Linked DNA regions of Mus musculus: region 1 is linked to region 2. The links are chromatin contacts, found by Hi-C or POLR2A ChIA-PET in ENCODE. All regions are on one chromosome and are shown on one strand. Each heading gives the region's core, a stretch centred on a gene start or an enhancer-like site at or near the end of the contact. The rest is flanking DNA. Distances are from core to core; before and after follow the strand shown.

Region 1 (6,063 bases), core at 1,803-4,302, 40 kb after region 2:
TTAACTGCCTGGGGTATTTTGTTATAGTGACAAAGTATAGAGAAGGATTCTGTTCAAAGTCAAGGTGACATTTGGTGAGCAGGTCTCCTTAGCAGGGCAGGCCGTAGGGCAGGATGAGATTGGCATGTGGCTGAAGGGCATGGTATGAGAGGGTACCAAAAGACTATTGTGAAGACAAATAACAATTGATGCGTAAAAACCCATGGACAAAATATTAAAATTTGCAGTTCAGCTCAGTATTGCTTATTTCTCCTTTGCCTTAGGTTCCAGCAGGGTGACCTTCAGAGAGACCGTGACATCGCTGTTCAATCTCTTCCACTCTAGAGCATTGTTAGTGGTTTTTTTTTTTTTTTCTTTCATGACCTGACCTAAATCCTTTTTACATATTAGGCCAGGTGTTTTGGGAAACATCCTTCCAGTTGGGTTGGTCAGGTCTTGATGGAAGTATTACAGAAGGGACATTAGTTGTTGCCATGGTATCTGACCACATCTTAGCCTTGTTCCTGTTGCTAATAGCAATAGTACAGAGTGAGTATGGATAAAGAAAAAGATGTTTACTTTGGCTCATGGTTCTCGGGGTCCAAAGTCAAGGGCCCGTACCAGTGATTGTTTCCCTGCCAGCAGGGTCCCAAGCTGGCTCAGGCTGCCATGGCATGGCAGGACACAGGAAGAATCTGTTCCTATATTAGGTGTCTCTCTCTCTCTTCTTATAAAGCTATCAAGATACAAGTCATGGGGTGTCCCCACATGAGCTTACCTAACTGCAGTCACCCCCGGAAGATGTCATCTCTAAGCATCGGGTTGGGTTTACACCATCTTAAAGTCTTACATTAGGAATAAAGTGCAATGTGGAGGAGGCAAGCCATCCCGAGGCACCCACAGCCCCTGGCTCACATTTCATCCATTGTGTCTCTCGTGATGCTTATATAGGTCACTTGACTCAGGCGATTTTCATCAGAATTTACACTGTCAAAATGTCTGGGTTTTGCCTTCATAATTGTATTTTGTGTAATAGTTTGAAACTGTAGGACACATAGCAGATATTCCACAGGAAGCTCAGGTTTATTATCAATTTACTCGTGTCTGTTTTCTTGTTTTCATGTCATGGTTTCTTGTTTTAGTCAGAGCTCATTAGAACATCTTGTGCCCAGCTTGGTCAGTGGGTGCCCTTCAAGCTGGCCTCTGTATTCTTCTCAAATGTCTCTGGAGTTCTGTGGGCCTTTGCTTGCTTCCTGCCTATCTATGATACCACACGTTCTCCTGCTGTTCCTGTCCCAGAACCAGCCATGGCCCACGGGAGCCCTGTTCTTTTCAGTAGGGAAATTGTATGCGAGATCACTGTATTCTTCGTGGCTTTGTAGCTTTGGAGTATTGTTGCTCTCAGGCTAGGGGGACAGGTTGGGACTGTGCATCTGTGTCTACATACACCTCATGTATGGTGCTCTGACCCTGTGACAAAAGTAGGCAAGCCTTAATTTGTCTCACCATGTGTGGGGTTTCAGCCCGGAGCCCCGCTGCTGTGGCCAAGCAGTAGGTCCTGATGAGAGTGTATAATGGGGCAAAACTACCTGCCTCATGGCAGCCAAGAAGCACGAGAGGAAAGGCACTGGGACCTACCTACTCTTCCGTCAGTGGCTGTCTTCAGTGACTTCTCCCCACTAGGCTCCACCTCTTTTAATGGTTCTTTCATCTCCCCAAAGCTGGTGACCGAGCTTTTAGCACATGGGCCTTTCTATGGATGACACTTTTCCAAACCACGCCACCCACGTGCGCTTACTTCTCTATCTGCATTGAAAACAGTTTACAAGGACGGCTAATTCCAGTCCTAAACGAAAGAGTTCTCAAGAGTTCTGCCTTGCATGATTGACCTTCTGTAGTGCTGGGAGATCTGGCTTCCGTTGCTCCTGATGTCCTGATACACTCGTCAGCGCCCCTGCCGTTTACCCATCTGACGAATTCACTGGTTTCCACCCCACCCTGGGGACCTGCTCACATGTAGACGTCCAGAGTGGGGCCTCTGCCTACGGATTTCCTAGGCTTTCCATTACCAGCGGGGATGCCTTCCTCATTGCTGAGCTCCAGCTGCCATGCCTTGCCCTGGTCTACCCCAGGCCTTCCTCTTGTCCCCTCTCCACACAAGCTGTGCTCCTGTCCTTATGACACTTAGGTTAGAGGACCTCAGGAGAGGAAGGGCTGCATGTTTTTCTTTAAAAAAAAATCAAATAAAAGCAAAACAAGTGAATACACAGGGGGCATTAGGATCAGGAATGAAGAACAATAATGAACTTCACACAACCACTAAGAACCCTTTAACTAGTAAGATCTTTAGAGAGGAGATCTTCAAAAATAAAGAATGTTTGCAGCCATGAGCAGTATGAGCCCAGGCCAAGTGGGTACGTCAGGCTTCCTCATCAGAAACCAGGCTGTTTGCTTCAGCAGCTCAAGGGAAAGAAAATGAAGTCTACAAAATCAAAATTAATGTTATTTTTTTTAAAGGGATTTGCAGGAAGTTGACCAGCTTAATTGTACTGTTTGGGGTGTGTATGTGTTGAAGAACATAATTTGAAAGAACTGAGAAATCGTGCAGCATCTTAACTCGGGTGGGACTGTAATTATTGCAATAACAGAATGTGGCTGTGTGTATATGTGACTGAAATGGGAAGCAGTTTGTAAAAAAAGTGCTTTAAAAAAAAAACAACAAAATGTCCATTCTGTCCCTCTGGACTTCCTTAATTATAAATACCAGGTAGCCCAGCACAGGCTAAATATAGGCCCGGTGGCCATCTCTATTTATAACATTTTTAGGAGGAAGTCACCGGAGCAATTCAGAATTAATTTGGTGTGTAGGCTTTTATGGGCTCTAATTAGTTGTGTTTTTCTTAAGCAGGCCAACTGGGATCAATAGCGTTATATAACTGGACCCAGGAGACCATGACTGAGACATGGACTCTTCCAGAAAGCCAAGGCCTTTGGAAGATGTCAGCCCCAAGAAAGCCCAGCAGCCCCAGAAGCCAGCAAGCTGCAGCTGTAGGAAGAGGGCTGGAGACATCTGTGTCCAGCCAAGGGCAGGCTCCGGGAGTGATAAAGGGAGGTTTCTGCAGTCAGAAGCTGCAAATCTACTCCCCATTCATGTGGAGACCTTGAAGGGGGACGTTCCCAGGGCTGCTTATCAGCTGTTCCCTTGAGGCAGGCGAGATTTAGCTGCTCGAGCCTGGGGAGGTGGGGTGATGTTTTCCTAGACTGTCCAAAATATGCACTTAGGCAACTCCCTGAGAGCGAGAGCAGAGCCAGCTCTCTGGCCCCAGAGCTGGTGGACCTTTGTAAGACTCAGTGTCATCTGGGGTGGCTGCTGGTGCTCTGCAGTGGCTCTGCTGCACATCAGACACGGATGGATGAGACTGTCGCTCCTCCTTCATTCCTTCACGTAGCGCTGTCTTGAAGAATACAGGGTGAGCTCCAGCTGGCAGCCCACGGGGCTCAGTAAACATGAGAGTAAATGCTTGTGCTTAAAATAAAAACTCAAGACTCTGCTCAGACACTGCTTGGAGTCTGCTCAGATACTGTTCGCATGCTCTCCTTCGGATCCTCCCCCTGTGGTGCTCCCATCTGTGCTGTGTGCTCCCCATGAATAACCTCCAGCCACCTGGGTGGAGGAGAAGCTGTGCCTTTTAGATAGCACAGAGGCTACGTCTGCCCAGGCCACCAGCTGCCAGTTGGTCCCTCAGCTCCACAGCATAGTGGTTTCCAGCTTCTCGGCTGTCCTGGGATGGGGACTGGCTGGGAGAGAGTAAAAGGAAGACAGTTGTGCCCAGAAGGGAAGGAGCTGTCAGTCCTCCCTCTGGACTCACACTTTCCCTGGTCTATATGTATATAGGTGCAATGAGAACTGAGTCTGGGAGATCTGGGAAGGCTTCCCGGAGGCAGTTAGTGACTTTAGGATAAGGTAAACAATAGCAGGAGTCAGTGGAGTCACTGCAGAGGACCGGCGTGAGCTCACATAGGACTATGGAGCAACAAGAGATAAGGGTCCTTACACATGACAAAGTCTCTTAAGGACAGAAGCCGATATGTGTGACAAGAGAGGTGGCTCTGTGTCAGTGAGGAGCTGGGCAGAATGGCAGTGTGGTGATGTTGAAGAGATGAAGGGGCCAGCATAGCACCGTGGGGGCTAGTCCCCGTCAAAGGCCTGCCCCAGGGGATGAAGATGTGGACCATTTAAGGAGCTGCTTTGAGAAGGTTGGGTGGTACCTCCCACCATGCCTCGGAGCTCCTCAGAGGATAGGTAGGCTCTCAGGGAGTGGGAAGTGGGGGCAAAGCGATGATGGTGGCTCTGGTTGTGTGAGAGTCGTCTGCTGACATCTGTTCTGTGCCAAGCCTGAGGACAGAGATGCTGAGAGTAGGGCTCAGCCTTCCAACACCTCAGCCACGAGAATGCAGGGTACTCAGGACCCATCCAGGTGGAGGGAAAGGAGGCTCTAGAGGAGCCGGTGGCCCTGAGTTGAGCCCTGGGGAGAGGGGAGGAAGAGGGCAACCAGCTAGCAGCCTCCTGGGAAAGGCTGAGCTGCTCTCTTCTCCAGAACCAAGAAGCCCCATCACCACCCAGGCCTCTGTAACCAGAACCTCCATCTGAGGTCAGACCCAACTTGCAGCTGATTTACTGCAGCTATTTGCCTGTGTTTGAAGTATACTACAGTGGGGAGCCATAGACCCGGGGCTTCTGGATTAGGGCAGTCAGCACAGGCCCCAGCAGCCTATTCATATGATGGTTATGGGAAAAAAAAGATCAAAGGTTTGCTGGGCTTTGGTCACGAGTCCTGCATAAATACACACACACACACACACACACACACACACACACACGAATGTTTATGTATCTATATATACAAATTCCTACACATTCATATTCATATGTAAAATACATTCATATATATATATAAATACAGATATACATAGCCACAAACACATTTTTAAATAAATACACACATCTGAATATATAATAGACATGCATACATATATACATATATGCATTATAATACCAGTATATCTCACTCACAGCAGAACAAACAGGTCTTCATACAACTTGAACATCCATCCATCCACCCACACATACACACATAATGTATAATGGAAAATGTACCATTGAGCTTAATGCGTGACCCCATACTTTCCCCTGGAAACAGAAGAGTATCACATGCTGAGATATGGGCCCCGTGTGGAGACCCTCCTACTGAGGACAGATGTCAGGTTTTTGGAGTCTCCGTGGAAGCTATTGGCTTTTAATTGCACCAAAAGATAGAGGCTTGATGCCTAGGAATCCTAGCTGTGTTATTAACGTGCTACATGGTCTTGAAGCTCTACCTTCACTGGTCTAAGCTTCAGTTCCCCTGTCTGCAAGATGGGGTTAGACTTAACAGCTAGCTGCTTGGGTCTGAACTTTTGAGTTTGCTGCACGGGATGGACGTGGTCCTCTGCTGCTTGCCTGCTAAGCTAGGTGCATTCGAGGTCCAGCAAGGGACAGGATGGGCCAGCTCCCAATTCCACTCTCTCTTTGTACCTCCCTTGTCTGCCCCGTATACCTACATTACCTAGTGTTTTGGAATGTCTAATAGAGCCTCGTGGTAGGGAGAACTGAACTACTTTTGACTCTTCTCTCTGAGTTTTTTTTTTATCTCATTTCTTCCAGTGTTCTGGTTGAGAACATTTAGCAAGGCCTTTAATGATGTTTTAATGATATTACCAATTTTATCAACCTAATGTATATAGTTACATATTGATGTTGAGTAGCGAAACATGAGCATTTGATATTCAGCAAATTGTTTCATCGGATAGTGCTCTGAGAGACTGATTCTGATGAACACGTTGTGAAAATTCCATGGGCAAGAAAGGAGAAAAGAACATATTGAATTTTTTTTTATGTTAAGATTTAAGGAACAGTGACTCCCGCTCCTGGTCCCACAAAGGGGAGGCGAGAGGAGCTGCCCTCTGCTTGTCATGGACATGTGTGTGGCATCCGGTGCATCTCTGTAACGACAGGCTGTTCAGAGACTGGCTTGAGAGGTGCTG
Region 2 (6,717 bases), core at 2,950-5,449:
GTTACATTATTGTTATAGCATGATTTAATGTATTATAGTTGTCGTTTTGTATGTGTGTGTGTGTGCAAATGTTCATCCATATGTGGACACACGTGTAGAGACCAGAGGCTCACAAGGTTTTCCACAATTGCTCTCCACACGGTCTCTACTGAACTAGGAGCACACCAATTCCACTAGGCTGACCAGATAGCAGGAACCAGAGGATCCCCTGCAGGAATAACAGTAGAGTGCTGCCAAGGATACAAGTCAGGTCTTCATACTTGCACAGCAAGCACTTCATTGATTAAACCACACCCCACCACCACTACCACCACCTCCCCTGGCTTTGAGGTGTTAGGAAAGATGTCAGGAGCTGGTGAGGTAGCTCAACAGTCAGAGAGGTTCCTGCTCTTGTAAAAATAAAATAAAACAAAATAAAATAAAATAAAATAAAATAAAATGGGAGTTTGATTCCCAGCATTCATGTTAGGAGGCTCACAACCACCTGTAAGTCCAGTGCCAGGGATTCCATGGCCTCCACAGGTACCCACAAAAGTGGGTGCACATGCCCACATGCATATATCACATAATTTAAATAAAATAAATATTCTTTTTAAAATGTCCCAGGTGGAGTATTACAGAAAACAATGCAAAAGCTACATTGTTAGTGTGGAAGAAAACAGAGGGAAAAACCACTATGCATAAGAACCCTGAATCTTCTTCATTGGTCCTGATAGAGAGAAATAAAGGGAGAAATGTCCTGGGTCAACCCTAAGGTTTTCAATCTGAGGTCACACTGCAGAGCAGGTCCTCAAGGGGCCTCCTCTGGAGCTAGTGGCCCCAGGTCAATACAAACCCTCTCTGCAGAAATTCAGTTTCAATCCCAATTAGTGGTGACAGCAGAGCCTCAATCATGAGCTGTCTTCCTGGTTCCAAAGGATGAGAATGCAAACTGAGCTTTGATACAGATGGTTCACTTCCTTGCCCTGAGCCTCCTCACACAGGGAAGCACAGCAATGCCAACCTCCATGCCCTGCGCCCTCCACAGGGACAACAGTGTCACTGCCACTTACAGCAGAGGAAACCGAAGCAACTTGTCTGAGATCACACACAAATGGATGCTCCAACCTGTGGGCCAAGTGCTCAGTCTTCTCTAGTCCCCTGAAGGCTCTGCCCGTGCGACACAGAGCTAGCATTCTGTCCTGTAGAGCCTACATACTCACAAAGGTACAACTCTGCAGTCAAGTTTCTATCACTTAAATGAAGATAATTGTGAGTCCCAAGAGCCTGTGCAGTAGACACCCACATGCATGTAGAACATAATTCAATATATATGATATATAAATCATCACCGAGTTCAAGTTTTTATAATTTCTTTTACAGAGGTGAAAAATTTTTCAAGAAATACATATTTAGAGTACATAACATTAAGGGTATGCTATTGTCATGATAGGAGATATGACAATGGACAGGCACATGTCCTGTTTTTGAGGACCACATGAGACAAGCACATGAATAACTGCAACAGAAGCCTTGAATTAGGGGCACACTGTAGCCCAACTAGGCAGCCCTGCTCTTGCTGTACAGGGACCAGGGGTAGGCATAAGAATACAATTCCATTAACACATCTTAACACTCCTTAACATCTTTTCTTCTGTTTGGGAAGATGTCATTAAAATCATCTCTGGATGATATTTTCTAACTTCTGAGACAAGGCCACCTCCAATCACCTTTCCAGTCCCTGTCCTGTCCCTGCCCAGCCTGGCCGACGTCAATCTAGAGAAGAAGCACCCCCCCACACGCCCCGCCCCACCCCCCACCCCCCATACACACACTCACTCCCAGCCTGGGAGCTGTGTGCACCTCAGGGCCATCTGGACATCTGGAGAGTGGGGATGAGTGAGTAATGAAATCCCCTCTCTGCAGGAAGACGAGGCAAGTTTTATTACAGATCCTATCTCAACTCAGAGGGCTGGGACTTTTGTGATTGAGTTAATCCTGTCACCGTGTAAATCAATTGGAAACTCACAGGCAGCAATTTGATTTAGGATGTTCATTTTGGCAAGCTGGTCTTCCTACAGCCGTTCTGTGGCCCAGGTACGTCTACAACAAGCAGGAGGTTTAGTCCCAGTGGATCAGCCTTGTTAACAAAATATACCCTGACCCCCTCCAAATACAAAATTCAGATGTGTTTTAGCCTCCTCTAAATAGTTCAGTAGACTGATTCCCTTCATCTACCAAATTATTACAGAAAACCCACATATCGGCCTGTCTGGATAACTGCTGTAACAGGGGTACCCTCTTGGGAATACGAAGTGCTCCACATCATCTAGAGTATGTGCACCGCAGGGTCTTCACGCAGGTCATGCTCTTGAAGCATAGCACAGGATCTGGGATGAGTCAAAGACAGGTTGGCCCACGAAGGCCAGAAAGGGGACTCAGATTGTCCATGTGGACTGCTGGAAAGGAACAGAACAGACTGAATCCCCTGCCTCCACTCTCCTCTGTCCATCAGCTTCTCTGCTTGACTGAACAGAGGCAGGCTGAAGGGTCTGGATGCTGTCTTTGCCCAACATAAGTGTAGTGTTCTCTAGGGCTGGCCACTTTGTATGATGACCTTAGATCTTTCTGTCAGGCAGGGGGAACCAGGCCTTGTCCCAGGGCGTCAACTTCTGCAACAAAGAGGGGATCTTGAGTTACTGCCCAGAGAGCTGACTCCCCTTGGCCAGGGACAACAGAGGCACACAAAAGGTATTTGTGGTAGGAGCTCTGTTGGCATGAATTTGGCATGTCCTGGTTGGGCCCCCCACCAACTGTCCTCTCCTTCTACCTTCATTAAGGTGACTCATGCTTATAGAAAGGATGGATCATCTGAGGTAAAAAAAAAAAAAAACCCAAGGACTCCTGAGAGGGATGTTGGAAAAGACTTCAGTTGGCCCTCTGTCTCTCTCTCTGTCTCTCTCTCTCTGTCTCTCTGTCTCTCTGTCTCTCTCTCTCTCTCCTGTATCCCCTAGCATGTCTGTCTGTCTGATCTGCCTGGCTATAGACTCAGGCAAGTGAATTCCATACAGTACCAGTCTGGGAGCCAGGTGCTCTTGGAACCTGAGCGTTGGTGAGGTAGCTTCTTTTGTGACTCAAGGCCTTCTCTGCCTTGTTTTGCTGTCTTCGGTTTCCTGGTCCCCCTCTTGTATTAATCAGGCTGAAGGTTTGCTTTCTGTATGAGGCCAGTTGGGACCAATGGGCCGTCCGAGGCTTGCAGCCATCCCAGCCTCTCATTGCATCTTCACAGTATGAACGAGTCCCCGGTTTCTCCAGGCTGTTCCTGGAGGGAGGGGTGAGGATGAGTCAACTTACATTCACACTGACTGGTCCTAGCTCAGTGGGTACTTTTAAGAGTGTACACCATCTACTGAATACCAAGCACGTGGCAGGCCCTGGGCTCATCAAAACAAACATTACTGTCAGCTGATTGCAAAGGAAGAGCTGACATCCTCAAAACAGCCCGATGGATGGATAGATGCTATTGTTATCCGCATCTTACAAGCCCAGCAAGAACAGAAAGGGGCCCAACATCATACAGATGCTAAGTGGTCAGCTAAGGAGTTCACCTGTACAACCTTCCTAGCAAAGCCTCAGCCCTGTATGGACGCTGTGTCCTCAATACTCTCATAGACTCCAGCTAAGTTTGCCACATGCCCTTTGCCCATGCAATGTGGTCTTGAGGTTGGGCCAGATCCTGGGACACCCCAGTGTTTTCCTGGCATCGTTTTCCCCTGAAGATCCTGCACATTTGCATGTTCACTGCCACAGCTAAGTTGAGCAAGGCTGCCTAGCCTTGGGGACCCCAGCAGGTGAGTTCAGCCTCCAGGGGCGCAACCGGTAGGAAGGTGCCGCTCTAAGTCAACTCCTCCGGGATATGGGGAACTCACGTGGGATGCCCAGAGCCCTCCCGGCTTCTAGCAGAACGCGCGGAGCCCAGGCTGCCACTCCGGGCAGCGCCGTGTTCCGAGAGACCCGAAGTCTCGAGCCTCCCCTGCGCCGGCCCCCGGCTGCTGGCGGGCCGGGAGACTGCCGCACGAGCGCGGGCCCAGGGGCGCCACCGGGCCGCGCGGGCGGGAACGCGCCGCGGCGGCCTCCTCCTCCCCGGCTCCCGCCCGCGGCGGCGGCGCTTCCCCGGCGCGGAGCGGCTTTAAAAGGCGGCTCCCCACCCCCCGGCGCACTCGCCGCTCGGGCGCCGCGCGAGCCTGCCGCTGCCATGCCTCCGCGCGCGCCGCCAGCGCCCGGGCCCCGGCCGCCGCCCCGGGCCGCCGATGTCGCGCGGGGCGCAGGGGCCGCCGGCCGGCACGGACTCCCGCCGCTCGCGCTGCGCCCCTGGCGTTGGCTGCTTCTGCTCGCGCTGCCCGCCGCCTGCTCCGCGCTGCCGCCGCCGCGCCCCGTCTACACCAACCACTGGGCAGTGCAAGTGCTGGGCGGCCCCGGCGCGGCGGACCGCGTGGCTGCGGCGCACGGCTACCTCAACTTGGGCCAGGTGAGTACGGCCGGCCCCGCGCGCCCCAAACTTTCCCGGCCGCCGGCGGCCACGCGCGAGGGGGCGCCTTGCCAAGCCCGCGGCCAGCGGCGCCGCGTGGGAAGGCGACCCGTATCGCTGGGGACGGCGGGGGCTTCTTGCGGGGACTCTCTGGGAGAGCCGTGGGACACTCGGCGGGAAGGACGTGGTAGGCTGCGTGGACGGTCACGCGGGAGGGCCCGAGGCCGTGGGTCCCCAGGCGATGTCGCCGAGCATTCGCACTCGGAAGTGTGTGGCCTCGGAAGCCCAGGTCGGGCGCCTACACCTGCCCAGCCGCGTTCGAGTGGGCGCCTAAGGGGTCGCTGCGCTCTGCCCACCCGCGCCATCATCATCGTGTACCTATTTCCCTGTGGCCTTCGAGCCTTAGCTCCGTCTCGGGCCACTCTGCCCTCGACGGGTCGCCCGGAGCTCTGGGCTCCCGTTCGTGCGCCAAGGCAGTCAGGCGCTGGTTGGGCGATGTGAGCATGACCCGGGCAACTCAGGGACTGGCTTTCCCTCTGTGTGGTGCGCTGGTGCCTGTGTCCAGAAGTCAGGTTTGGGTCAGGGTGCAAGCAGGACCCAGAAGCTGCAGGTTGGTTGTAGGCTGAACTCTGCACTTGAAACCTCTCTAGGCAAAGACATGGATTGCTTTGCTTTGGGCTCTGGATGCAGCTGGAAAGGCAGCTGTCTGCCCACTAGCTGCATGACCTTGGACATGTCATTTCTTGACTTGCTCATCCGTAAGGGTGGCGACTTTGTACTGCCTGAGGTTGTTGAGATGAGCCGGGAGTGTTCAGAAGCAAGGCACTACTCATGGGATGCCCATTCTCTCACCCCTGGTGGTATAAGCTGGCTGTCATTTATACCAAGAGAAGCCGAGATAGGGCACTAGGTCCGCGCAGCTCCCAAGGACTGCCAATGCAGGGTGCCTTTCCATATTGCAGCCCCGCAGAGGGGCAATGGGGGCAGGTTGATTCCGGTTTATGGTCCGTGGAGGGACCTCAGCAGGTTCAAAATGTGCAGTCCCACCAGGAGAGCTCTCAGCACCTTAACAGATCCATAAACTACACACTCTGGAGAATCAAGTGAAATGAAGGGAGGGTGGCCTTGTAACTCAAACTGCAGTAGCAGACAGTGTTAAATAGCAGACAGATTTAGTTTCATCATTATCTGTGACAGAAGCCAGTAAACGTGTGCTTCTGCACTTGACGTGAATCGGAAGGCCTCCTGGAAGGGGAAATTCTGCTCTGTGAAGTTCCAGGTCAGAGTTTCTCCAAAAGGAAAGAATCCGCTTTTGTGTCTTCAAACATCCAAAGAGCTAAGATTTTGCCTTTTGGTGGCCCTGGCTTCGTTGCTCTCTGTAGCTGTCAAAGCTGCAGGGCTGATTGTCTGGGCAGAAGAAAGCTCTCCTGTTTGATTAGCACTCCCAGCTCCTGCTACTCTTCCTGGCTCTGTCCAGGCGGCCCAGCAATTTGTCTCAACTAAAAGTGATTCTTAAACTGGGTGGTAAATTACAAAGTGCCTGGGATTTGGGTCCCTGTAATTAAGCGAGGAGAGAGGAGGTGAAGAACTCTGCTCCACCGTGCAAGGGGCAGAGAGGCGTAGTTAGCTCTCCCTTTGACATTCTTGGAATAACCTTGCTCACCTCCTGGATGTGCTAGCCTTTGAATCTACTCTAGTTCACTGAGCTGTTCACCAGCAAGGTCTGTGCTCCCGATTTTGCCTGTGGGCAAGGTTTTTTAGGCTTGTTGTGACGTTCTTGGGTGGCCCCAAAGGTCTCTCTGAACAGTGCAGCCAGACTCCACACAGCCTGTCACTCAGCTTGGTAGGCCTTGTGCTGGGAGGTATGCGAGGGGGACGTTTCCGAGCTGCAAGATGACTGGTTTGGGGGTAGAGCTGTCTCCAAGCACACTTTATTCCCAAATCAGCTTTTCCTTCCCTGCCTTTAAGTGCGGCTAATGTGGAAAAGGCCTGGAGCTCTCCAGCCTCTACCTACTCGGCAAGAACTCTTTAAAAACCTTATTGCCATTTTCAAGCAGGAGAATTTGTGACTCATAAATAAGATGTAGACGTTTTTAGTTTTGCTTTATAGATGAGTAAATGGGGTGGGTGGGGGGAGTTAAGGGAGGGAGCTGTTTGTGTTCACACGGTAACTGTGTGTCACCCCTGCCATTATGATAACTGCTTTGTCT

Evidence for each region. A loop is a pair of places that touch in the nucleus more often than their neighbours do. ChIA-PET counts read pairs that join two places held with the same protein, here RNA polymerase II (POLR2A).
Region 1: a loop to region 2 is called in a map of heart, with 2.2 times the contacts of the local background. The contact joins the enhancer-like site here to the promoter of Pcsk6 in region 2. A Hi-C loop is called at or near these places in 4 of 37 maps with a recorded cell type or tissue (heart and left cerebral cortex). POLR2A ChIA-PET finds 5 or more read pairs at or near these places in 3 of 5 experiments (all embryonic stem cell).

Annotation. Positions count from the first base shown.
Region 1 is chr7:65,899,464-65,905,526 of GRCm38, forward strand. The region is part of intron 1 of Pcsk6 (proprotein convertase subtilisin/kexin type 6); the gene reads left to right. Among named protein-coding and RNA genes, the nearest start is that of Gm51486, 28 kb to the right of the region's middle. Within about 2 kb of position 3,053, at least 1 of the 3 ENCODE cell types and tissues checked has a DNase peak (open chromatin) inside an H3K27ac peak, as active enhancers do; it is heart, where a contact is called at or near this core.
Region 2 is chr7:65,857,937-65,864,653 of GRCm38, forward strand. It overlaps Pcsk6 (proprotein convertase subtilisin/kexin type 6), which reads left to right and starts at 4,200. Exons shown (of 22, transcript NM_011048.1): 1 at 4,200-4,507. The coding sequence starts at 4,235. Gm20684 (predicted gene 20684) reads right to left here and starts at 4,106. Exons shown (of 3, transcript NR_169041.1): 1 at 3,909-4,106; 2 at 3,054-3,301; 3 at 1,331-2,438.